2 separate regions of the Homo sapiens genome follow, and region 2 is linked to region 1. The links are chromatin contacts, found by Hi-C or POLR2A ChIA-PET in ENCODE. All regions are on one chromosome and are shown on one strand. Each heading gives the region's core, a stretch centred on a gene start or an enhancer-like site at or near the end of the contact. The rest is flanking DNA. Distances are from core to core; before and after follow the strand shown.

Region 1 (6,751 bases), core at 1,576-4,075:
ACCATATATTAGAAGGGTCACCCAAGGAAACTGTCACCTTGGGCAAGTGTTTCACACTCTCTGGGTCTTGTTTCTTTATTTGTACCTAATGAGGGGACAAAACTAGATGATCTCTGTATTTCCAAATTCAGTATGAAATGAACTGTCCATATTTCTTTTCCCTTTGTATTGGGCCCTTATGGCTTTAGGAGCAAAGGACCCTAGGTTTTCAGTTTCCCAGAGTAGCTAAAAACGGGTGCCTGTAGGACAGTTAAAAGAAGACATAAAACAGGCAACATTAAGTTACTTCTGAGTTTTTATGGGTCTTTTTCAGATTAGGTGTTCTTGAAGAAAGAGAAAGAAAAAGTCTCAGTGGTAACTGTATGTGCACACGCATACACTAGCACATACACTTGGGGAGAGAGGAAAGAAGGAATTGGCATTATTGAGTATCTCTTAAGCACTAGGCCCTATGTTATGCTCAACCCTTTACAGAGCACTAGATGGTCAGTATTATTCCCTAACCCCATTGACTGAGGACAACCATCTACTTATATGTTTTCATATTATCCTGAACTAAACTGTATTTACATAATTACTGGCATAACTTCAATTCCCCATGTCTCCACTAGACCATCTGCACCTTCTCTGCGTGTCTGTCTAGCCCATCACTATGCCCCACTGCCTAGTAGAAAGCCTGGCACATAGGTACAAAGGAGACACAACTTAATTTAAACTTAAAGCCCGCCATCCTAGTTCCTCATTTGGCAAGAAAGAGGGAGAAGAAGGGGGAAAATCCCTCTATTTGCCCCTCTTTCATCATTTAACATAGAGCCACCCTCTCCTGCCACAAGGGAAGGATAGCCACAGCCAGAGTGCAAAAAAAAAAAAAAAAAAGCAAAAGACGTCAGATCTTGAATTTTGAGTTTCCAAGGTGCCGGGTCTTGACAAATTAAGGTTTTTGCTTTGTTTTGTTTTGTTTTTGTTTGTTTGTTTTGTTTTCTTTAAGGGCATCAGAGACCCTAATCCTCAGGAAGTTGTGGTATTTAGAAACTATTTGTTTGAATTAAGGTCCTAGTTAATAAGAGGGTTCTCAAAGGCCCTTGGCACTTCTTTTTTTTTTTTTTTGAGACGGAGTCTCACTCTGTCTCCCAGGCTGGAGTGCAATGGTGCAGTCTTGGCTCACTGCAGCTTCCACCTCCCGTTTTTGTTCAAGGGATTCTCCTGCCTCAGCCCCTCGAATAGCTGGGATTACAGGCGCCTGCCACCACGCCCAGCTAATTTTTGTATTTTTAGTAGAGATGGGGTCTCTTGGCACTTCTAAAGCTGCAGTCTTCCCCAGCATTTCATCCCATGAAGGTGGACTGTTGCTGCCATGGACCCACCCATGGGCATGGGCAGTGGGAAGGCCAGGGCATCCTCTGCTTCATCCCAGCCCCGCTGGGATCTTGAGATTTGGGGTAATCAAAAAAGGCATCCTTTTTCCTAAGGTGGTGGTGAGGAGGTGATGTTCTGGAAGGAAGGTACCTAGACTTTGTGGTCCCTGCCAGGAAGTGGAGAGTGGAAATGTGGAATGCCTCACACTCCTCAACTAGGTAGGCCTTCATGTACCAGATGAGGGTGGCTTTCAGTTCTTGTTTTGTGTGTCAAAGTTGCTCCTGTTATCAGTGTGTGTTTGCTGATCTCTCCCACCTCAGTCACTCCCGGCAGTGAGTTTAGGGCATCTTGGGAGTGGAGGTAGGTTGTGGAAAAGATGTGTCCAGAGATCTCATTTGGCTTTGGTATCTTCCTGAAATAAATGTCACACACAGGGCTGGGCATCTTGCATATGCTGACTTCTCTTAATCTTCACAGCAATGATGTGAGGCAGAGATCATCTCCATTTTACACCTAAGAAAGGCACAGAGAGGTGCAGTGGATTGCCCAGAGTCTCACAGCTGGCAGGGGCTAGAGCTTGAGTTCCCAATGAGAACTGGTTGTCCCCGAAGCCCTTGAATATTTCACCATACTGCAGTGCCTTTTTCATATCACCTCCCTGGATCTCAGTTGCTCCATCTGTTAAATGATGACAAGTGAACTCTAGTCAGAAGTCAGAGTGGTGTTTTGTTTTTAATTTGAATGCCTTTAGGCAGGTGTGTTCTCCAGTTCATTACCATTTGCGCATTCCCCTGTGCCCTCTAGTCTCCTGCCTGGCCCCTGGCCCCTGTGGGAATTTGCAGCCCTGCATCTGGTTGGTGTCTACCGTTTCTTTCGATTTAGACAATCTAGAGGGCAGTGAGAAATTGGAAAGGGGTAGCAGGTAAGAGCTCTCGAGTTCAGTGAGAAATTGGAAAGGAATAGCAGGTAAGAGCTCTAGAGTTCAGTGACAAATTGGAAAGAGATAGCAGGTGAGAGCTCTTGAGTTCAGTGAGAAATTGGAAAGGGACAGCAGGTGAGAGCTCTCGAGTTCAGTGAGAAATTGGAAGGGGATAGCAGGTAAGAGCTCTGCTTTCACCGCCTCCTAGCTGGGAGATCCTGGACTGATCACCTCACTTTATAGAACCTACTTCTCTTTCTGTCAAGTGGGGGGTCACAGTCATACTGACCTCAAAGGGGTGCCATGCGGATGAAATGAGATAGGGCTCATAAAGCACTTAGTTAGTACAAAAATACATGCTTAGGATTAGCTGCTCTCAATTTCCAGAAAGAGAATGTCAGCCAATGTACACAGGCATCTGCCCCCTCAGACATAGGATGGCATTTGCATGAGGAACCAGAAGTTATCTTTGAACTCATCATTTTGAAACCCCTGTGATGAACCCTGGAGCTGCCATGTTGGCTCTTCAAACCAAGCCTCAGCATTATTTCCTGTCACCCAGTCAAGTGATGCTGAACCTCAAATCAGCCAGCCAGTGCTGAGGCCAAAAGCAGAAGTGGGTGCTATTCTCTTGGGACCAGAGGACCCTAGCCCAGCCACTTAAGGAAGAAGCTGGTAACAGGTGCTGGCTGTGACAGACAAGAAGCTGAACTGGCCCAATTAACTCTGCCAAATGCTTTCACGAGGGGCCAGAAGCAATTCCTAAGTGGAGACTGAGGTGGAAAATCTAAAGTTCTGGGAAACAGGTTATTAATCATGACCCTAGGCTGAGCTCACTACCTCCTGGAAATCCTTCAGAAATGTCTTAGGAAAACTTGGAGTACTGCTCCTTCAAAGAGTGGTTTCTTTGGAAGTTGCCGTGGGCTCCTATGCTGACTGATTATGAATTGCAGATTAGAACACATAATGTATCCGCTCTTACTGGAGGAAGCTGCATTTCCAAAAAGAAGTCTCTTTAATGTTTCAAGAAATTACAGGCTTTAGCTTGACTCTTCAGAACTGAATAATGGCCCTTCATGGCACCGAAGAAAGTATTTGGTGTATTCTTACTATGTCCCAGGAACCTAGGTCAGTTACTGTTTTAGTACTTTATCAGTGTAGTCTTTAACATTCCATAAATGTACATTGAGGACCTGTTAGTACTAAGCACTGAACTAGAGGACCAGGGTAAAGACACTGCCTCTGGTCTTGTGGAATTCTCTGTGCAACAAGGGAAGATAGACAGAGGAGTGAATAATTTTAATGGCACGTGAAAAGTACTGCAAAAGAAATATGCACAAGTGCTACAAAACACCAGACACTGGATCAGCATATTGTGGAGGTCCTGATCTTGCGCTGGGTTGATTCCTTCTGCTCTCTCCCTACAATTCCTGGCTCTGGGAGCTTTGCCAGCATTTGCATTAGGGAGCAACTGAGAGCTGCCCCTGCTGAAGCACTCATTTCTGGCACCTTCCTATCCCCCGTGGCTTCAGAGGGGTGGAAAGAACACTTCCTTACAAAATGTATGGGCCCCACCTGAGAGGGCCCTGAATCTGAAGTCCAAAGTTGTAGTAAGGAAACAGAGGGACGGGTGACTTTTGTAGTCTAAAATCACCACTGATTTTCCGTTGGTTTGTTTTTATAACATTTATTGTGGATTTTTTTTTTCTGATTGCAAAATTAGAATATGTTCAAGGGAAGAAAAGCTAGATAGTACAGAAAAACACACTTAAAATAAATCATCACTCAGTGATTTCACTTCTCTGTTTTTGAATAAGGGCCTGTCTCCCAATCCCCCCACCCACATACCGCTGTATTTCAAGTTTAGCTCTAATTTTAATTTCTCCCTGGGCAAAGTCTCATGTTTGTTTGCATATCTCAAAGGTGCTTGTGTTGTGGGCTCCAATCACTACTATCTGCAATTGGTTAGAGCCTGCGGCCATCATTTATACTTTCCTGGACGTGTGTGTAGATTCATCTACTGCTAAGAACCCTTTATGTGTTAGGCATTATGCAAGGTGCGGTGGGGAATGTCGAGGTAAATAAGACTTTGAGGTTGCTCATGGCCGGATAGGAAAAAAAGACTCAGATAACATGAACACATTGTGAAAATGTGCCCCAAGATGGGGACAGAGTCCTGTAGAAAGCCTAAGAGATTGGAGGAGCAGTAGCATTTGAGCTGAGCCTTCAATAAATTTTTCATGTATTTAGCCAATATTTGTTGAGAACCTAATATCCGCCAGGCACTGGGCAAGGTGATAGGTGGATGATGTTAAATATAACAGGCATGGCCTTTACCTGCATGAAGTTTACAAGCACAAATGGTGGCGTTAAGAAGTCAATAAGCAGGGGGAGTGAAAGAGGAGAGTGTGGCTGGGGTCTTCCTTGAAAAGGTGGTATTCAAACTGAGAAGAGGGCTGGGCGCGGTGGCTCATGCCTGTAATCCCAACACTTTGGGAGGCCAAGGCGAGTGGATCACCTGAGGTCAGTATTTCAAGATCAGCCTGGCCAACATGGTGAAACCCCGTCTGTACTAAAAAAATACAAAAATTAGCCGGGCGCGGTGGCACGCACCTGCAGTCCCAGCTACTTGGGAGGCTGAGGCGGAAGAATTGCTTAAACTTGGGAGGCAGAGGTTGCAGTGAGCTGAGATTGTGCCATTGCACTCCAGCCTGGGTGACAGAGTGAGACTTTCAAAAAAAAAAAAAGAAATGGAGTCACTTATACCAAGAGTAAAGGAGGGAGAGGGAGTAAAGAAGGGTGCTGGATTATTCCTTCCTTTGCTCATTATTGATTCTAAAAATCTCACTTATTTTCTGTATTCAGTTTCCTTTCTATTGGAGAATATTCTTGGGGTCTGTGAATGGTAAACTTGCCCAGTCTTTGTTTGAAAATATCTTTTGCCCTCACACTTGATATGTTAGCTAGATATAGAATTTTTTGCATAGCATGTGTAATGAATGTGAAAGTTATACATGCCTCTTTAAAAGTTTTCAATCAAAACAGAAATAGATAATGTACAAAGTGAAAGTCTTTCATTTCTTTTCTCACAATTTCTCAAAAGAGAATAATTTTTTTCAAAAGAGAGAAGTTTCCCAGGGGGAACCATTGGTTACAGTTTGCCCTTTTCTATATATACTGAAAATTGTTTAAAGTGTAAAGTATGTATACTTTTTAAAAATGTGCACGTACACAAATGCTGTACTTTTTTTTTTTCTAAACATAAATAATCATGTTCACATTTGAGCAGGACACAGTAGTTCACACCTGTAATCTCAACTAGTCAGGTGGCTGAGAGTGGATGATTGCTTGAGGCCAGGAGTTTGAGGCTACATTGAGCTATGATTGCACCAGTACACTCCAGCCTGGGGACAGAGTGAGACCTGGTCTCTTAAAATTAAAAAGAAAATGTAAAGTTCTTTTTTTAATTAAAAAATGATAATATATGCAATTTTACAATATGCTTTTTAACAATCAAGCATGTACTTTTTTCCACATCAGTACAATGAAATCTCCTTCATTCTTTGAAGTTGCTGTATAGTTTCTCATGATATTGATACACCATAATTTAACTATTTTTCTATTAATAGACATTTAAGTTGTTTTCGCCCCTTGGTTTTGCTACTATACAGTATTTCACTGAGTATCTTTTTACTTAGGTAAATATATCTGTAGTATAAATTCCTGGACATTTCAGGAATGTGACGTGTCTAGGAATTTGACCCCAAAGGATATGTATGCACATTTAACAAGTTAATAGATATTGTCAACTTGTCTTCCCAAAAGATTGTTTCAATTTATAATCCCAGAGTATGTCTGGCTCTAATTTTTGTTTTTCTTCTGGTTCCTTAGAATTCCCGTACTGATTAGTCAACAGTGGAAAATCTGAAGAGATGCAAGCAGGAAAAAGAAATTAAACCAGGTAGGTAGTGGCACTGTTCATACTCTACTGCCAGAGCAGCACACGTTTTTGCCTGAATATCTTTATTTCTGGTTGAAGGAAGAAAATACGTAAGTTCCAAACTAAATTAGTGGGAGATTTTGACCTTATGAAGAAAAGGCAGGATGGCTCTTTTCAGAAGTTATATACATAACAGCATGCTACAATTTCACAGTCAAGATTCTGTTTTCAGGCGTTTTTTTTTTAATAGCATCAGAAAGAAAATTTACCTTTGGTGGCTTAAGAGGGGATGGGTTTCCCGGCCATGTACTTAAGCTTAAGCAGGTGGAATCATACACAGGAGTTATTAGCAACATTGGGCCTGGTGCCAGCTTTCCTCTCCACCAAGTGTTTGCTGTAAAGCTGTTTTCACAAAGACCAGGGCACATTATGGGAATTTTCATTTTAATGCTGTAATAGAGGAGCAAAAGCCAGCAAAACCCAACCCAAAGAAATGGGTTCGGCCCAGTAGTCTGGTGAGAAGGGATGAAGATGCA
Region 2 (6,751 bases), core at 2,324-4,823, 1.3 Mb after region 1:
CTGCAGGCCCACTGGTTCACCTGTGAACTGCTGTGGTACATGCATGTTAGGAAGGGCCTGCTTGCGTGTAACACCTACATGGACAGCCTAGACATTGTCACCAGCAAGGTGTCAAGCCTCTTTCGGGAACAGCAGTCGCTGCTGGACTGCATCCTCTGCTTTGTGGATTACATAGACTTCTTTAATACCAAAGGCTTGAAGAACTTGCCCACACCTCCTCCCAAATTAAAGAGAGCTCGGCCGGCAAGCATGCCACTGAAGTCCAAGAAGGCTTTTGGAATCTGTGGAGAGAGCCTTACCAGCCTCCCTGCAGAAGAGACCAAGCCAGACGCACAGCAGGTACAGGTACAGCAGCAGTCACAAGTGCCGCCCTCGCAGGTTGGCATGCTGGACACCTTGCACCAGAGTGGCTCTGAACTAGCCTACAAGCTGTGCCACAATGAGTGGGAGGTGGTACAGAACTCCACCCACCTGGTGGACATGGCTGGCTCTTCAGTGGACGTTCAGCTGCTAGAGGACTCTCACCAGGTTAGCAAAGATGGCTGTAGCTGCAGCTGTTCCTTTCAACAATGGTACCACCTGCCATGCCGACACATTTTGGCTCTGCTGCACACCAGCCAGCAGCCGGTTGGTGAAGCCATGGTGTGCCGCCGGTGGCAGAAGAAGTACCAGTACCTCCTTGGGCCCAATGGGGAGCTCCAGGATCGTGGTATGGTCCCAAACACAGGCCAGCCTGAGAAGCAAGGACGGAACGACATGATTCAGGACCTAAGCAGGGAGTTAGCAAACCTGCTCATGCAGACCGAGGGGCCAGAGCTGGAGGAACGCTACTCCACCCTGCGCAAGATTGTGGATATCTGGGCTGGCCCCTCCCAGCCATCTGAGCTCTTTCAGCAGCCAGGAGACTTTAAGGACGTGGGCCGCCTCCCTTTCCTCTGGGGAAAGCAAGAAGAAGGGGAGGGATTCCCTCCTGCTACAGCTGTGATGCATTATTGAAGCACTTTAGCTGAAGCATTGGACCACAAACACTTCTCCTTGGAAGTGTGAGAGTTTAAAGTGGGCAGGACATACTAGGGTTTAGCATTTTAGCCAATGTCTTCCTAGGTGGGGCTAGGAATATTGTTACAGTAGAGAGGAAGGGAACTCCACTGTGTGACAGTCCTTTCAATCTGCCCCTTTTCAGCCCTACTTTTGGCATTCCTTGGGAGCCTCAGTTGTTGTTCAAGGCCAAAGTTATCTCCGTGCTGCAAGGTCACCCTCTTCCTCCCCCAGCCCCTGAGATCAGATCTTATTTGCTCTGCAAAGATGAATCCCTGCCTCAGGTTAGGGTGAGACAAAATCGGTCTGGTAAAAGGGCCTGTTTTCAGGGACAAAGGGAATGAGGATGATCTTTGGCTGTTGCTGCTCTTTATGAAGAATCTTATTTGTAACTTTTTATTCATATTAAAGTTGTTTTTAATAAAATTAAACAAGGGAAATGTGTTCTGCTTGATCAGGGAAGGAAGAGGAATTGCATAGCAATAGGACTCGACTTTACAGTTAGGAAGTGGCTGCTCTAGGTGGATTTATTAATTTTAAAGAAAATTGAGGCCAGGCGCAGTGGCTCACACTCATAATCCCAGCACTTTGGGATGTCGAGGCGGGTGGATGGATCATCTGAGGTCAGGAGTTCGAGACCAGCCTGGCCAACATGGCGAAACCCTGTTCTACTAAAAATACAAACATTAGCCAGGCGTGGTGGCGCACCTGTAATCCCAGCTTCTTGGGAGGCTGAGGCAGGAGAATCGCTTGAACCCAGGAGGCGGAGGTTGCAGTGAGCCTAGATCGTGCCACCGCACTCCAGCCTGGGTGACAGAGTGAGACTCTATCTCAAGCAAAAAACAACAACAAAAAAAAAAGAAAAGAAAATTAAGTATTAGCAACCTAATGGGGTTGTGGAGCCAAATAGAACCTGATGCCTCACATTCAAGGATTTGGCAATCTGCGTCTTAATTTGCCTCCTTCCTACAACTAAGCCTTCAAGGTTGATTTCAGGTTTCCTTATATTCTAGCGGGAAGAGGCCAAATAGACTGGAGGGTGTGGGGGAAAAACCTGAATCTTAGACTTGACTGCCAGCAACTTGCTGGGGAACTGTGGGCAATTTCTTTGACCTCAGTTTCCTCTGTAAAAATTAGCATGTTGGCCTGTTCTAATCCCAGATTTCCCCTCTAGGTTTACATAAGCACCTTTTTGTTTTTTGTTTTGAGATGGAGTTTCGCTCTTGTTGCTTGTTGCCCAGGCTAGAGTGCAATGGCAGAATCTCGGCTCACTGCAACCTCTGCCTACTGGGTTCAAGCGATTCTGCCTCAGCCTCTTGAGTAGCTGGGATTATAAGCATGTGCCACCACGCCTGCCTAATTTTTTGTATTTAGAGATGGGGTTTCACCATGTTGGTCGGGCTGGTCTTGAACTCCCGATCTCAGGCAATCCACCTGCCTCAGCCTCTCAAAGTGCTGGGATTAAAGGGATGACCTACTGCACCCAGCCCAATAACATTTTCGATGCGTAAGTACCAACACTGATTTGATGTTGCTAGTTGGTAATCTTAATCCTCCAAGGCCTGGTAAACACCCAGTTTTCTAAGTCTGCCATCTTCAAGGGAACTGAGGACAAGAGACCAGTTAGTAGGCCCTTGCACTACTGTAGTAGGACCCTAAATAAGTCATGGCATCATTCTGTAGAATACTGGAGGGGGTTGGGCTAGAGAATGCCAAGTTTTGGCTTGTTTAAGGGGATCTGGATTTCCTCAGCTCTAAAAGTTGGGCTCCTGATCCCCGAAGGAGGAGTAGAATTTGAGACCTGGAACTCAGTTTCCCCATAAGGTAGAATATGCGTTATGACTATATATGCACTGTTTCCTAAATTCCAGGGGCTTTAGAGTTTCACACACACACACACAACAAAACAAAACCCGCGGTGGCTCACGCCTGTAATCCCAGCACTTTGGGAGGCTGAGGTGGGCGAATCACGAGGCCAGGAGTTCGAGACCAGCCTGGCCAACAGGGTGAAACCCCGTCTCTACTAAAAATACAAAAAATTAACTGGGCGTGGTGGCGGGTGCCTGTAATCCCAGCTACTCAGGAGGCTGAGGCAGGAGAATCATCGCTTGAACCTGGGAGGCGGAGGTTGCTGTGAGTCGAGATCTTGCCACTGCACTCCATCCCAGGCGACAGTGCGAGACTCCATCTCAAAAAAAGAAAAAGAAAAAATATATATATAACTGCTATTTATTTTCCTTTTCATTTTCTGCTTTTGAGGGAGTTTCCATAGTAACGTGTCCTTCCAGTCGCCTAGCCTGAAGGGAAGCCCCGGAGCTCCAGCTTCAAGGCTCAGCTCTCCCAGATGCAAGTATCTTTACCTCCAGCCAGCTCCTTGTAACCCTGGCAACACGGCCCGCCCGCGAATCGTCACGCTACGATTGGTCCGTGGTGCTAAAGCCTGAAAGCGAATTCCTCAGACATTGGTCCGAGTCACTGCGATGCTGACGCTGTGGTTGGTGAGTTTGGATGTCAGTCAGAGTCGGAGGCAGGGTCAAATAGGGAGAAATGGCGACGGAGCCTGGCTGTGGGTGAGTGCTTCCTGAAGGGGTGAAAGTGTGAGACAGCGGATCACCGCAGTTAGCCGTCACACAGCTCCCAAAGGGATGGGAGGGAGGTTTTCTTCTCATCCGGCTCCAGCTGGACTCTGGGAATGTCAGACATCCACATCTCCCACCCAGGTTAGAGGTGAGAGGTCAAAGGCCGTATTCCCTCTGTTGGTTTTTGGACCCCAGGTACTGTGGACAGCAGTCAGGATCCCGAACCAAAGACTCAACTTTCAGCTACTTACAGAGTAATGGTGGGCAAGTCACTTAGCTTCTTTGAGCCTTAGTTTATCATCTGTAAAATGAGGACAGTAACTCGGTCTGGGGCCAAATAGAGGAAACAATGGAATAGAGTATTGCTGCTAAAAGAGGGATATAGTAGAGGCAGGAGAAGCTATGCACATTTGTTAGCCATATTTTATGGTGGAAGGGATTGAGGCTCAGAGAGGGTCATTGACTTGCCCAAGATAACACAGCAAGTTTGGAGCAATTGCAGTTCTCTTATACATACCAGGACCAAAGGAAAGAATGGATGCCAATCAGTCATTTATAAATATAAAATCGTATTTTTATTTTATTTTATTTTTTGAGACAGAGTTTCACTCTGTCACCCAGAGCTGGAGTGCAGTGGCGCAATCTCGGCTCACTGCAACCTCAGCCTCCTGGGTTCAAGCAGGTCTCCTGCCTCAGCCTCCCGAGTAGCTGAGACTACAGGCATGGGCCACCATACCCGGCTAATTCTTTTTGTATTTTTAGTAGAGACGGGTTTTCACCATGTTGGCCAGGCTGGTCTCGAACTCCCAACCTCAAGTTATCTGCCCACCTTGGCCTCCCAAAGTACTGGGATTACAGGTGTGAGCCACTGCACCTGGCTAGAATGCTATTTTTTTAAAAGGCCATATGCAGCTCTGGCCATACCTATTTAAATCCCCTGGAACCATATCTTTCCATAGCTAACTTCTTATCATTTAGATTTCAGCTCCAATGTCATCCTTCTCCCCTGAGAGGCCTTCCATTACCACTTTAACTAAAGTATCCCTCCCTTCCCCAGCTTACTCTCTGACATGTTACTCAGGTTTATGGTCTTTGTAAGCTTCATTATTGGATATATATTTGCTTATTTGTTTACATGTTTATTGTGTATCTTCCCCTAGAACAGTGCTGACATATAGTAAGTGTTCAACAAATATTGTGTGGATGAATAATTGAAGAGCCAGGTCCCTGCTGTCTCCTTAAACCTCTGTTACTCTCCATAGGCCCATCTTTGGAAAAAAGATCTGGGAATGATTGTCTAGCCTCCAGCCTCAACTTACTTGATGCTTGAGAGACTCAAAGCCCCGTGGTCAGCTGCCCTGCAAAGAAAGTATTTTGACCTTGGCATTTGGACAGCTCCCATCTCTCCCATGGCCCTGACAATGCTGAATGGGCTCCTGATTAAGGACTCAAGCCCACCTATGCTGCTGCACCAGGTTAACAAGACTGCCCAGTTAGATACCTTCAACTACCAGAGCTGCTTTATGCAAAGTGTCTTTGACCATTTCCCTGAGATCTTATTTATCCACCGGACCTATAACCCAAGGGGTAAGGTCTTATATACCTTCCTGGTGGATGGACCTCGGGTGCAGCTGGAGGGTCATCTTGCCCGAGCAGTCTACTTTGCCATCCCTGCCAAGGAGGACACTGAAGGCCTGGCCCAGATGTTCCAAGTATTCAAGAAGTTTAATCCAGCATGGGAGAGAGTCTGTACCATCCTGGTGGATCCTCATTTCCTTCCACTGCCTATCCTAGCTATGGAGTTCCCCACAGCTGAGGTCCTTCTCTCAGCCTTCCACATTTGTAAGTTCCTCCAGGCCAAGTTCTATCAGCTGTCCCTTGAACGGCCCGTGGAAAGGCTGCTCCTGACCTCCCTGCAGAGCACAATGTGCTCAGCCACAGCAGGCAACCTGAGAAAGTTGTATACACTCCTGAGCAACTGCATCCCTCCAGCCAAGCTGCCCGAGCTTCACTCACACTGGCTGCTCAACGACCGCATCTGGCTGGCTCACCGCTGGAGAAGCCGAGCTGAGAGCAGCCACTACTTCCAGAGCCTCGAGGTCACCACCCACATCCTCAGCCAGTTCTTTGGTACCACCCCATCTGAGAAACAAGGTATGGCTTCTCTGTTCCGTTACATGCAGCAGAACTCTGCAGACAAGGCAAACTTCAACCAGGGCCTGTGTGCCCAGAACAATCATGCTCCCTCAGACACCATCCCCGAAAGCCCCAAACTGGAGCAGCTGGTAGAATCCCACATCCAGCACTCCCTCAATGCCATCTGCACAGGGCCAGCAGCCCAACTGTGCCTGGGCGAGCTTGCTGTGGTCCAGAAATCCACACACCTCATTGGCTCTGGCTCAGAAAAGATGAACATACAGATCCTGGAAGATACCCATAAGGTGCAGCCCCAGCCCCCTGCCAGCTGCAGCTGCTACTTTAACCAGGCCTTCCACCTGCCCTGCCGCCACATCCTAGCCATGCTCAGTGCCCGCCGCCAGGTGCTCCAGCCCGACATGCTGCCGGCTCAGTGGACGGCAGGCTGTGCTACCAGTCTAGACAGCATCCTGGGCAGCAAGTGGAGTGAGACCCTGGATAAGCACCTGGCAGTGACTCACCTCACCGAGGAGGTGGGTCAGCTGTTGCAGCACTGCACCAAGGAGGAGTTTGAGCGGAGGTATAGCACCCTGCGGGAACTGGCCGACAGCTGGATTGGGCCTTATGAGCAGGTCCAACTCTGATTATTCTCGATGCCCAGAGATGCTCATGCACCTGTGCACACTCACATCCACCCATACACACACACACACACACACACACACACACACACACACTCCCTTACACTGTTGTACTTCCGTGGGCCCTCCTTCCAGAACAAGGACAACAAGGACAAGGTTGAAGGGTCTTCTCATCTACCATGGCCTGCTACCTAGCATGTGTCTAGCTCAATGAGACAGGAGTCAGCAAATCTTAATCTGTTTAGTTTACTCAGGTGGCCACATACAGTCTCTGTTGTATATTCTTGGTTTTGTTTTAATATTTTTTTTCTTTTTTTTTTTTTTTTTTTTTTTGAGAAGGAGTCTGTCTCCGTCACC

Evidence for each region. A loop is a pair of places that touch in the nucleus more often than their neighbours do. ChIA-PET counts read pairs that join two places held with the same protein, here RNA polymerase II (POLR2A). Pooled maps may share reads with other maps.
Region 2: a pooled map shows a loop between it and region 1 (4-fold over the local background). The contact joins the promoter of ZSWIM1 here to the enhancer-like site in region 1. A Hi-C loop is called at or near these places in 1 of 50 pooled maps. POLR2A ChIA-PET finds 5 or more read pairs at or near these places in 2 of 52 experiments (OCI-LY7 and RWPE1).

Annotation. Positions count from the first base shown.
Region 1 is chr20:44,583,631-44,590,381 of GRCh38, forward strand. PKIG (cAMP-dependent protein kinase inhibitor gamma) reads left to right here. Exons shown (of 4, transcript NM_001281445.2): 2 at 6,167-6,236. Among named protein-coding and RNA genes, the nearest start is that of PKIG, 4.4 kb to the left of the region's middle. Within about 2 kb of position 2,826, at least 7 of the 41 ENCODE cell types and tissues checked have a DNase peak (open chromatin) inside an H3K27ac peak, as active enhancers do; they include OCI-LY7, where a contact is called at or near this core.
Region 2 is chr20:45,877,654-45,884,404 of GRCh38, forward strand. It overlaps ZSWIM1 (zinc finger SWIM-type containing 1), which reads left to right and starts at 3,574. Exons shown (of 2, transcript NM_080603.5): 1 at 3,574-3,608; 2 at 4,880-6,751. The coding sequence starts at 4,940. The coding sequence ends at 6,397. It overlaps ZSWIM3 (zinc finger SWIM-type containing 3), which reads left to right. Exons shown (of 2, transcript NM_080752.4): 2 at 1-1,469. The coding sequence ends at 996. RefSeq lists enhancers at 3,284-3,333, 3,584-3,663.